Regions from separate parts of the Homo sapiens genome. Here region 1 is linked to region 2. Evidence: chromatin contacts called from ENCODE Hi-C or POLR2A ChIA-PET data. All regions are on one chromosome and are shown on one strand. Each heading gives the region's core, a stretch centred on a gene start or an enhancer-like site at or near the end of the contact. The rest is flanking DNA. Distances are from core to core; before and after follow the strand shown.

Evidence for each region. A loop is a pair of places that touch in the nucleus more often than their neighbours do. ChIA-PET counts read pairs that join two places held with the same protein, here RNA polymerase II (POLR2A). Pooled maps may share reads with other maps.
Region 1: a loop to region 2 is called in a map of ascending aorta, with 3 times the contacts of the local background. The contact joins two enhancer-like sites. A Hi-C loop is called at or near these places in 6 of 168 maps with a recorded cell type or tissue (IMR-90, PC-3, aorta and 3 more) and 5 of 50 pooled maps. POLR2A ChIA-PET finds 5 or more read pairs at or near these places in 8 of 52 experiments (A673, AG04449, AG04450 and 5 more).

The regions. Positions count from the first base shown.
Region 1 is chr2:215,690,649-215,696,351 of GRCh38, forward strand. The region is part of intron 5 of LINC00607 (long intergenic non-protein coding RNA 607); the gene reads right to left. All of the region lies in intron 7 of LOC102724861 (a long non-coding RNA gene), which reads left to right. Among named protein-coding and RNA genes, the nearest start is that of LINC01614, 25 kb to the right of the region's middle. Within about 2 kb of position 3,088, at least 4 of the 41 ENCODE cell types and tissues checked have a DNase peak (open chromatin) inside an H3K27ac peak, as active enhancers do; they include PC-3, where a contact is called at or near this core.
Region 2 is chr2:215,656,659-215,662,260 of GRCh38, forward strand. All of the region lies in intron 5 of LINC00607 (long intergenic non-protein coding RNA 607), which reads right to left. The region is part of intron 2 of LOC102724861 (a long non-coding RNA gene); the gene reads left to right. Among named protein-coding and RNA genes, the nearest start is that of LINC01614, 59 kb to the right of the region's middle. Within about 2 kb of position 1,438, at least 3 of the 41 ENCODE cell types and tissues checked have a DNase peak (open chromatin) inside an H3K27ac peak, as active enhancers do; they include PC-3, where a contact is called at or near this core.

The DNA of each region.
Region 1 (5,703 bases), core at 1,838-4,337, 36 kb after region 2:
ATGAAGAATCAGCATTAACATACCTAGTCAATACACAGGGGTTGGCATTCTTTTGATGGAATGTTGAGTCAAGCTGCATAGGTAGGGTCAGTAGACACACCTGCATCTTCAAACAACTAAAAATCTCAGACACCTGCTGATCACAGGGATGTGCAGAGAAAGGCACAGATTGACCTGATAAGTTAACCAAAATCGCTGGACCTCTGTTTTTGTGGATGCATAAATGATATCTTTAAAGAAATCAGATCTTTAACAACCAACGTAATAAAATCTGAACTTGCCCTTTTTTTTTTTTTTTTGAGATGGAGTCTTGCTCTGTCACCCAGGTTGGAGTGCAGTGGTGCAATCTCGGCTCACTGCAACCTCCACCTCTCGGGTTCAAGTGATTCCCCTGCCTCAGCCTCCCAAGTAACTGGGATTACAGGCACGTGCCATCACGCCTGGCTAATTTTTTGTATTTTAGTAGAGACAGGGTTTCACCGTGTTGGCCAGGCTGGTCTTGTCTCCTGACCTTGTGATCTGCCCGCCTTGGCCTCCCAATGTGCTGGTGGCGTGAGCCACTGCACCCAGCCCTGAACTTGCCTTTCTAATAGAGAATTAGAACACGGATTTATCTAGTAATAGCAATATCTCAAATATTCATAAAGAATGAGGTGATCCACAGGAAAATCCTAGAAATCTGCATAGCACTAACCAAAAATAAGGCATTTGTACTGTTTGAGATGATAATGTTAGGGCAGCATGCAATATCCAGAACAGGTAAGCCCAAACAAACAGAAAGCAGATTAGAGGGTGCCAGGGGCAGAGGGGAGAGGAGAATGGCCATGACTGGCTAATGGATAGAGGGTTTCCTTTGGGGGTGATGAATATGTTTTGGAACTAGATACAGGTGATGATTGTGCAACATCATGAACATATTGAATGCCACTTAATTGTACACTTTAATATGGTTAATTCTGTGTTATGTGAATTTTATCACAATTTAAAAAAATGAGTTAGGGCAGCATGTACCTACCACACTGTAGAATGACTGTTACACAAAATGTGTGACATAAACATACAAATGCAGAAAGATTTATGCTAAAAGGGCCAGCTATCCGAAGCCGCCCATTCCCAAACACGTCAAATTGTCATGATTTAACATAGTACCATCAGACTTAAAACAAGAGACTTTATACGTGGGCATATAATGTGATTGAGGAGTTTTCAAACTTAAGAGCTCAAATACCTAGTTAGAATTAAATCAGTACAATGTGACCCAGAAAAGTGAGATGAAGCTGACAAAACAAAACAATTAGTTTAAATATCAGGAGATGTTGCCTAATGGTGAAGTCAACTATATTCTGAAAAGAGCAGCCAAAGAAAGTTATCCAAATCTTATAATTTGGGTCATTAAACTGGATCTGTAAAAAAGAAAAAGGATCTGGAAAATACTCTCTGCACACTAATTTTATACTGGCAAGGGCAGGATACAAAGACAGAATGGGTGTTTTAGTTTCTGGGTCCTATTGCCAATGGTTCTGCCTTTCTTATGGCTTGCTCATAAAGTCTCAGGTTTGTTTCTGTCATTTCTACTGAAGGATTTATTTTGTGGAGAATTTGAAACATGGAAGATGGAAAAACACTTCAGGAAAAGAAAAGAATTACCTCGAATTAAATTGCTAAAACAAATCAAATTTATATCGCTGTTGGATATTTTTAAAATCTTTGGTCTTGGCATAGAATAGTTCTGTGTTTTAACTCATTCTTCTGGTCATTTTAAATTAAAAGCCCAAATAATGATGTTATATAGGGTGAGTAACATTTCAGGTCACATAAACATATGACATCACCAGCTTTCCCCATGGATAAACACACTGAAGGAAAATAATGTAAAAAGGAGGGAAGAATGAGTCCATGCATCCACCTCCCCCCAGCCCTCAGAAAACTTAGCTAAGAAGATGGTTGCCAGAATGAGAAGAGTAGTTCACATTCCTTCTTCATTCAAATATTTCTTTGTTGCTTTTGAAGATAGTAATCAATCCAGAAGAGTAAAGTCCTTCTAAACTCCTCTCAGAGATTCCTGGTACATGAGGTAGGCTGTGCATTTACACTGGAAAGTAAGGCTCCTAGTGATAATATTATAATTGTGGTAGCTAACATTTATTGAGTACTTTCTGAGGCAGAGAGAGATTAATTATGTAACTTGCCCAAAGTTGTATAGCTGGTAAGCTGTGATTCTGGGCTAAGCGCCTAAACAGTTTGAACATCAACTACTTAGCCAATCTGCCTTCTGGAACAGAATAAATATGAACACTTAGCCATACCTAGATGATCAGAGAAGGCTTCCTGGTAAAGGTGCAGCTCCCAATACAAGATTGTGTCCAGTTCAATAGATGAAGAAGAGGTAGAAGTCAGGCCCAGAACAGAGAATAACATGAGCAAATGTTCCAGCCTATGAAACAGTATGGTATGTCCAGATAATCACAAGCCATTGTGTGTTATTGAGCTTTGAGGCAGAAAATAGATGAGTTTGGATTTATAAAGAAGAGTCAGATTGTAGATGACTTTTATGTTGTGCAATGAAGCTTGCATTTTATTCTAGGGATAAGAGACTGCTGAAAGATTTTTAAATGAGGAAATTTAAAGGTTTTTAGATAGATTCCTTTGGTGATAGCGTGGAGGATGTGAAGTTGGGGGAAGGCAAGATTGGAATTAAGGCAATCAGCTGGGGACTATTGCAATCATTTAGGTGAAAAAAGACAAGGATATAAATTATGGTGCTGAAAGGTGGGAACAAATTGAAGGAGCATTTGGGAGGGGAATCAGTATGATACAGTGAATATAGGGAACGAGCAAATGTAAAGAATAATTATCAGGTTTCTCTGATGGTGGTAACTTGGATAATACAGAAAAAGGAGCAGGTGGGGCTGAGATAAATTCATTTTGGAGTATTGTGGGTTTGAGGGAGGTCTGTGAAACATCCAACTGGAACTGTTTGGGTCTGGGAGCTGTTGGGAGCTGTTTGCAGACCTCTGGGTCTGCAAATTTAAAATTCAAGGAAAAGTTCAGGGCCAGAGCCACAGATTTGTGAGTCATCCATTCACTCACTGAATAAACATTCAAAAAAAAAAAAAAGAAAAAAAAAACAGCTTGCTTCAAGAGCAAAGAGGACCTTATAAGTCCTGTTAAGGAATTTTCAGCCTTTCCTGTACTTAGCAAGGAATGAATGATGAGATTAAGCAGCAGAGAAATACGTTGAAACTCATATTTTTAAAAGATCACTCTGACAAATATAGGGAGATAGCAGTTAGCCCAAGTATGGAGAAGTAAGGCCAGGGAAAGTGCATGGAATAATAGCATAATATAAGCAGCAACTCTAGGAGGGGAACTTCATATCATCAATATGGGCAAAGAAAGGAAAATCCACAGAGGAGACCAAGCTGGAAAGATTGAGAGAGGAGGCAATATCCTAGACATCTAGGGAGTAGGGTACCAAGAAGGACAAAGTAGTTGACAAGTCAAATAAATCAAAGTGAGGGGCACTGTAAGATAAATAGTGAGTTGTGTCCATGGTGCCAAATGATAAGGATTTCCCTGGTGAATTTTGCAAAGCTGCAAATAGCTGCAATAAATGGAGGAGTGAATAGTGAACACTAAAAATATAAATTAAAACCACAATGAGATATTACCTCACACTTGTTAGAATGACTTTTATCAAAAAGAAGAACTATAAGCATTGATGAGGATGTGGAGAAAAGGAAAGTGTCGGATATTGTGAAAAATAGTATATAGGTTCCACAAAAAACTAAAAATAGATCCAGTAATCTATTGATTCAGCAATCCTACTTCTGAGTATATATCCAAAAGAATTGAAATTGGTATGTTGAAGGGATATCTTCACTTCCATGTCCATTGCAACACTATTCACAATAGCCAAGTTTTGGAATCAACCTCGATGTTCATCAACTGACGAATGGATATATACACAATAGAATACTACCCAGCCTTGAAAAAAAAAATCCTTTCATTTGTGGCAACATGGATGAACCTGGGGGGCATTGTGCTGAGTAAAATAAGTCAGGCACAGGAAGACAAATACCACATGTTCTCACTTATTCGTGGCATCTAAAAAAGTTGACCTCAGAAGTAGAGAGTAGAATGGTGATTACCAGAGGCTGGGGATGGGAGGGGAAGAGGGAGGGAATGGAGAGTTGTCAGACAAACAATACGAAGTTTCAGATCGATACGAGGAATAATTTTGAGATTTATTGTAGAGTCAGTAATAATGTATATTTCAGAATAACTAATAACTAAGTAAATTTCAAATGTTTCACCACAAAAAATGATAGGTGAGGTGAGGAGTATTTTAATTAGCCTGATCTAATCATTTCACATTGCTTACATATATCAAAACATCACATTGTATCCCATGTATGTATACAATTGTGATTTTTCAATTAAAAGTATATTAATTTTTAAGGCCAGTTATGGTGGCTCACGCCTGTTATCCCAGCACTTTGGGAGGCCGAGGCAGGTGGATCACATGAGGTCAGGAGTTTGAGACCAGCCTGGCCAACGTGGTGAAACTCCGTCTCTAGTAAAAATACAAAAATTAGCCAGGTGTGATGGTGCACACCTGCAATCACAGCTACTTGGGAGGCTGAGGCATGAGAATCGCTTGAACCCGAGAGGTGGAGGTTGTAGTGAGCTGAGTTTGCTCACTGAGTTGAGACCAGTCTCAAAAAAAAAAAAAGAGTAATATTAATTTTTTAAAGAAAGAGTATAAACTACTCTTTAAAGAAGCATCATTTTAATAGAAAGAAGAGAGCCAAAGGATATTTGTCTTAAGATGAAAGAGACTTGGGCATTTTTATAGACTGAGAAGAAGGGTGCATCATTGGGAAAAAAAAAAAAAAGGTGCTTAAAGATAAAGAAGACTGATAAAGAGGCAGGAGAAGGAGTTGGCTTTAAACACGTTGACTTCTCTTACTGCAACTTTTCAGGCCTAAATTATACAATATCTTTCCAATATAAAAAAGTTTTGTATTTTTCGAGGTTTCAGCTAAATGTGTTTGAGCTAAATGGGTTTAGCATGGATATACCATATGGATATTTGAGGTAAATGGATTTAGCATGGATATATCCATTTGGATCTATCATAGACTAATCCTTGTTTTGGACTATGAATTCCAGTCTTCTTATTTGTACTTCTCTTCTGCGCTTGTTGAATATTTGTGGCCTGTTTCTGTTAGGGGCATCCATGGGTTTGATGGATGTATTGCTTTGCCTCCTTCCAGATCTTTCCCTGCTCAAAGTCACTGCAAATCCGAGATGCCCTCCATGGCAGCCTGCTTCCCACAACTTGAAACATTGTTGTTTTACATTAATGTTTGCCTAGGGTTACTAGTTCACAACAAATGTGAAAACAAAAATGCTAGTACTTGCTGACAGGGTCATGGAGGAATTTCTGAAGAGAACATCTGTCAGAGGGAAGACTCGCCTTCCACAGATGCAGCACAGCCTTCTTTCTGTGAAGACACGGGATTTCTGTGAAATCCTACTGGGGATTTCACCTACTGGGTGAAGGACCTACTGGGGGCTTAGTAGGTCCTGAATATCGGGCTGTGGTGATGGTGGTGGAAGCGGAAATGCAAGCCCCCACAGTTACTTTTATCAGTGAAGTAGAAAGTCATTTTATTCTCAAAGGAAAATAGAAAGCTC
Region 2 (5,602 bases), core at 188-2,687:
AATTCTTCATACCTGTCCCTTTACAGACCACTCAACACAGTGGCCGTAGTGACCCTCTTACAACATGTCACATCATGTTACCCTTTGCTTGAAACCTTGAAATGCCTCCCCACCCTATTTCACTCAAAACAGCTACAGGGCCCTAACTGACCTCACCCTAGCGCTGCCCTTGTTACCTCTTATGTCCCCTCTCTTTCTGCTCCTCAAATACTCCAAGCATTCTCTCTGCTTAGGGTCTTTCTTCCAGCAGTTTGCTCTGCCTCACATGCTGTTCTCTCAGACCCCACTTGGCAAAATCTTTCGCCTTCCTTGAGTTTCTGTTTAAATCTCACTTTAACAATGAGCCTTGCCATGACTACCCTCCCCGCATGCTCAATTGATGTTTTCTTGCTTGAATGTGTTTCTTTCGCAGTACCAGTACCTTATAATGCATTATGTAGTTTGTCAGATTTATTGCCTAGTGTCTCACCCATCTAGACTGTCAGATCCATGAGGGCAGAGATCTTTGCCTGGTGTGCTCATCGATGTATCTGGATACCTACAATGGAATCTGATGCATGGTAAGCATTCGACCAGTGTCTGAGAGAGGTGACTTTTGTACCTTTGTGATTTCACATTATGCTTTGCAGGGTATTATCCAAAAGAACATATGATATTTTGATTGGTAATACATGAGGACTATGATTTGAAAAAAGACTAAAATTCAGCCCCCTAAGGGTAGGGCCTGGATATGTGTTCACCACTCTATTCTTTGTGCCAAGAACAGTGCCTGGCACATAGCAGATGTTCAATAAATGTCAAATGAATGAATGGATGAATGAATGAACAGAGATTTTTTGAGAAGGTTACTTGATAGTTTGGAAGTGAATTATACTGGAAGATGAGTTGGTTCAAAGGTTTGTGATTCAGGCATGCCCATCAGACAAAGCAAGCAGGTGGTAACTCCCTATTTTAAGTTTACCTGTTGGGCCATAAATTTCCCTGTTTGAAATCTTTTACTCTTTACAGTTTCCCTATTGTTGGGGAGTAAAATGATGGAAATTTGTTCAATTGAACATACCCTTTTAGAATGTTTCTCATATTTGCCTCATGATTAGAATCTCTCAGGTGAGTCTGTTAAAAATACAGATTCATGGACCTAATTCTTAAATCAGAAACTCTGGGAGAAAATTCTGAGAACAAACCCAAGAAACTGTTATGAAACTGTTATAGTCAAGTGAGTTAGGAAAACAATAGGATCCTTGACAGAACAAAGAACAACAGCGTGCCTGAAATGTCAACAGGAGGAAAGAGCGCCTGTTATAAACTGTGTTTTAAATAATGTCAGAATAGCTGCTAAACGGCAGAACCACATTCTGCATTTGAACTGAGTCTTTCCTCTTGCCTACCTAACATGGTCATCAGGGTCTTAGGGAATTTGGGGGTGACTCACAACCTTGTGTTTATGAATTAGTCATTGAAAACACAACCAGAAGAAGGCAGGCCGTCCTCAGCTATTCCTGAGATCCTGATAGTTTCCATCTCATGAGTTGAAGAAGCAGACAGTGGGAAGTAACGTTCTGGGCTAATCAGCAAAAGAGAAAAGAAATATTATGAAACACAAGGAGAAAGAAAAAATTATTTTATTATTCCAGGTTCATTTTATCTTTCTCCTAATGTAGAAGTCTTTCTTTATATGGGAGTCACTTGGTAAAAGTAATTCATCTATTTAATGTATTCTTCCAGATAGTGACATGTGTATCTATAATATAATAGATAGTGACATGTGTATCTACAGCCTTTAAAATGTAATGTTTATTCAAGAGGAAGGGGAATTTATCGAACTCTTCAGTATGTTTCTATTCCATTGAAGTTGCTGGTAAATCTGGTTAGTGGCTGTACTTTTGGTACTTCAGATTTCAAACATTTGTATTTCAACTCATCATTCCGGAGTATTTCCAATAGAAGACATTTAATTAAAACTTATGGTAAAGTACAGAAAGGGAATTTGGTGAGAAAGAGACCTATAATTTGATCAAATGAAAACTCTCTCCATTTTTAAATTTGGCATACATTTTAGACACTCACGTGTTTTGTTTCTCATTTTGGCAACTGAGTTGAATTTGGCTGCTGGGGTGAGAGGGAAAGGGGTAGATTAGAGACCCTGTGGGATGTCACAAGTCTTTGCCAAAATCAGCACATATTTATTAAGCGGTGGGCATGAAGCTCCCCATCTGTTAGTTTTCTCAAAGTGCTGACAAGAACATTCCGATTTCCAGCTTGAATGCTTTTTTAAAAAAATTTCTTTTCTCAAAAAAAAAAAAAAAAATTTCTTTTCTCCATTTACTCTGACCAAAGGGCTGTGTTAGTGTTCAAAGATAAATGGAAAATGATGCTTGAATTTTCTAATTTGTCATTGTAAGTAATGGAACCACCCAACACCTCACACTTATGGATATTTTTGCCAGCTTGCAAAATATAGGTGAGAGCCACCCAATTCTACCTCCTTTTAGAATTGGGTGGCTCTCATCCAATGAGGAGCTAACATAATTAGCCTTTTATTGCTCCTCATCTCCCTGTTATGGGAGAAGATCAGACTCTGCTATAAACAGACAGATACCCCTAAGGTCTCCAGCAAAGGAAGTCGAAAGGGGAGACCTTTAGATCTGTTGCTTGCTTCCTTTCACATGGAAAATGTACAACTTTACTTTCAGAAATTAAATATTTGGGTACAATAGGGCAGGCCAGGGCATGATTTCATTTTGATTCATTTTAGGGCTACATCAGTTAACTCCCTTTATGTTATCTCACTAGTTCTGCTTCTCTCCTCTACCCATACCCATTTTCATCCTAGCAGCTTGCTGGTGCAAGCTCATTGGTCTCAGAAAGTCTCCCTCAACCTCTCAGATAGTGCCTGTGGAATCCTATAATTCTCCTTCATAAAGTTTTGCACAGTTCTAATTGTTTAGTAATTTTTTGTAATAACTTTTTAAATATCTGTGATAGAATTCTAAGATGGCTCGTAAGATTCCCATCCCCTGCTATACAAGCGCTGTATAATCAATCCCCTCCCTTTGATGGGTATGACCTGAAATCGGATGGAATGTCACTCCATGATTACACACCATTATGTGGTAAAGATGAAGGCATTTTGCAGATGTAATTAAGGCTCCTAATCAGTTTCCCTGAGTTAACCAAAGGGATATTATCCTTGGTGGGCCTGACCTAATCAGGTGAGCCTTTAAAGCGGGGCCTAGATGTTCCCTGAAGTCAGAGACACTCTCCTGCTAGCCTTGAAAAGCAAGCTGGCATGAGTTTTATAGCTGTAAGGAGAATTTCTGCCAGCAAGCAAAGTTCTTGTCAAGGAAGTTCTTCAAACTCCCTAGTTTGGAGGAAAACTCAATGCCTCCAATGAGACAGCAGTCCTGGTCACTGCCTGTTCTCATCCTCCCCAGGCCCTGGCCCGAGGACCCAGTTAGGCTATGTCCAGAATTCTGTTCTACAGAACCGTGAGATCATAAATGTGGATTGGTTTAAGCCACTAAGATTGAGGTAATTTGTGACATAGCAATTGAAAACTTGAACAATACTTCTCCTCCACATGAAGGCAGGGTCTATGTCTCTTATTCACTGTGTGCCCAGTGATTACCACATTATCTGACATTGAAAAACTCACTAAGTATTCACCAAAAGAAAGACTGATTGACCTTAATTAGTGGGCAGGTTCAATAGATTGGGAGTCAGCAAGTATACATCAAATTTTCAAGAAAAATTTCATGAGAATAAAATAATCACCCAGCATGAATGAGCCTGGCTCTCACTTTCTAAGTCACTATCCTGCCCAAGGAAAGGGACCAGGTTCAAACAGAGATAAAGGGCCTTTAATAAATCTTCTTCAGATTTGTATCTGCTTTTGGGTGAGTCTGATGAATTTTAAATTTTTCTCCAAAACCTTTCTGAATTGACTGAACCTTTTGAATAGTAACATACCTTCCCACTACCACCCACCACCACCCCTGGCAGACTACCTGTTCTGCCTCATTGGACTCTGCTGCCTGCTGGGGAAGGTCTGGACCATGGACGCCGGGCAAGTCATCCAAGCAAAGCCCAGTGAAGTTCCAGGATGGGCTCGTGACTCAATAAGAGGCAGTGTTTCTCCCTGAATCAGCCCCAGCATGGCCACATCTGAAGGAAGCATGGTTGCGAGCTCAGCCACTGCCTGGCTGCCTGTGGACACATGGATCCTGCACTGTCTCGGATGAGAGGACACCGTCTGCTGATTCACTTGCACCTGGGGTTTCGTGGGTGGACATCTGGAAAGGGCCTCTCTTGCTAGCTCAAGTTTTATTTATCTAAAATGATCTTTTAAAAATCATTTTACGTGTCTTCAAAGTGTCTGGACATGGTGTGGAATGTGGTTTATTCTGTCCACATGGCAGCAGGCTCTGTGTTGTAACTTGCTGAGATTTTAGGTCTGCCATCAGTATGCAGACTGACACCAGCTTTTACTGAGTAGCAATGTAGAGCCCTTGGGAAAAACAGGAGAAATGAAATAGGAGAAACTATTGTGCCAGATGAAGCTCATATTCAGGTGACCTAAATGCACCTTTCTGGGAATACACAAGGCACTATGTCTGAAGGGTCGATTCAAGATCAAAATATGCATTCAAGTGGATGGTTTGAAATGAGATTTGTTTGAGATAGCTAAAATTTGTCTTCTGTGCTTAATACTTTACAAAAAGTTTTATATACAATAGGTCCTGCATCTCACAACACACTGTGAGGTAGGGAGGATATGTAATCTTAGCCCTGTTTTCTGTATGAGGGATGAGATAAGTGCCAGGATGTTATGGGAAGAGACCTGGAACCAGGTTTGGGTGTCAGCTCTGCCATTTGTTGGGAAAATTAACCTTTAGGAGCTTCTAGTTATCCACCTACAGAATGCAGTCAACAATCCCTCCCTAGCAAGGTTATTGCTAGGATAATCAGAATGTGTGTATGAAAGCATCGAGGATTTTGACCCGTGATAAAATGCCCAGTTAATTTTCTTGAATCTAAGGCCCAGAGATGTTTAGGAATTTGTTGAGGGGACTTAGCTTGTAAGGGAAGGACCTGGGACCCAAACCAGGTCTTTGATTCTGAATTCTTTTGCCAGCCTCCAGAACTTTGATCTATTAAAGCCTTTTAAATGAATAAGGTTCACCCATGACAGTTATATTCCCCATGGACTGAGGACCCTTTAATAAGTCTTTGATTTTCTGTTTCTTTGTTACTGACGTCCCTCTCTCCAGTCCCTTCTCTACTTCAGCCAATCTTAAATACCACTTTTCCAGAAATCTCTTTCCAGATGTTGAAGATATATCATGAAATGAAAGAAGCAGGTTCAAAAAATACATGTAATAGGAATTATGCCGTTCTTATTAAAGACAAATTAGGTAATTATAGGCGGAAAAAAGATATGAGATCTACAGGAACATATTAACAGTGGCTGTGTTGAGTGGGGAGATTAGAAGCAATTTTTATTATAATTTCTGCTTTTTTAGAGTCCCCAAGCTTTCTACAATAAATATACATTGTTTTAGTAATAGGGGAAGAAGTTTCTCATTCTCTTTAAATGTCTCTA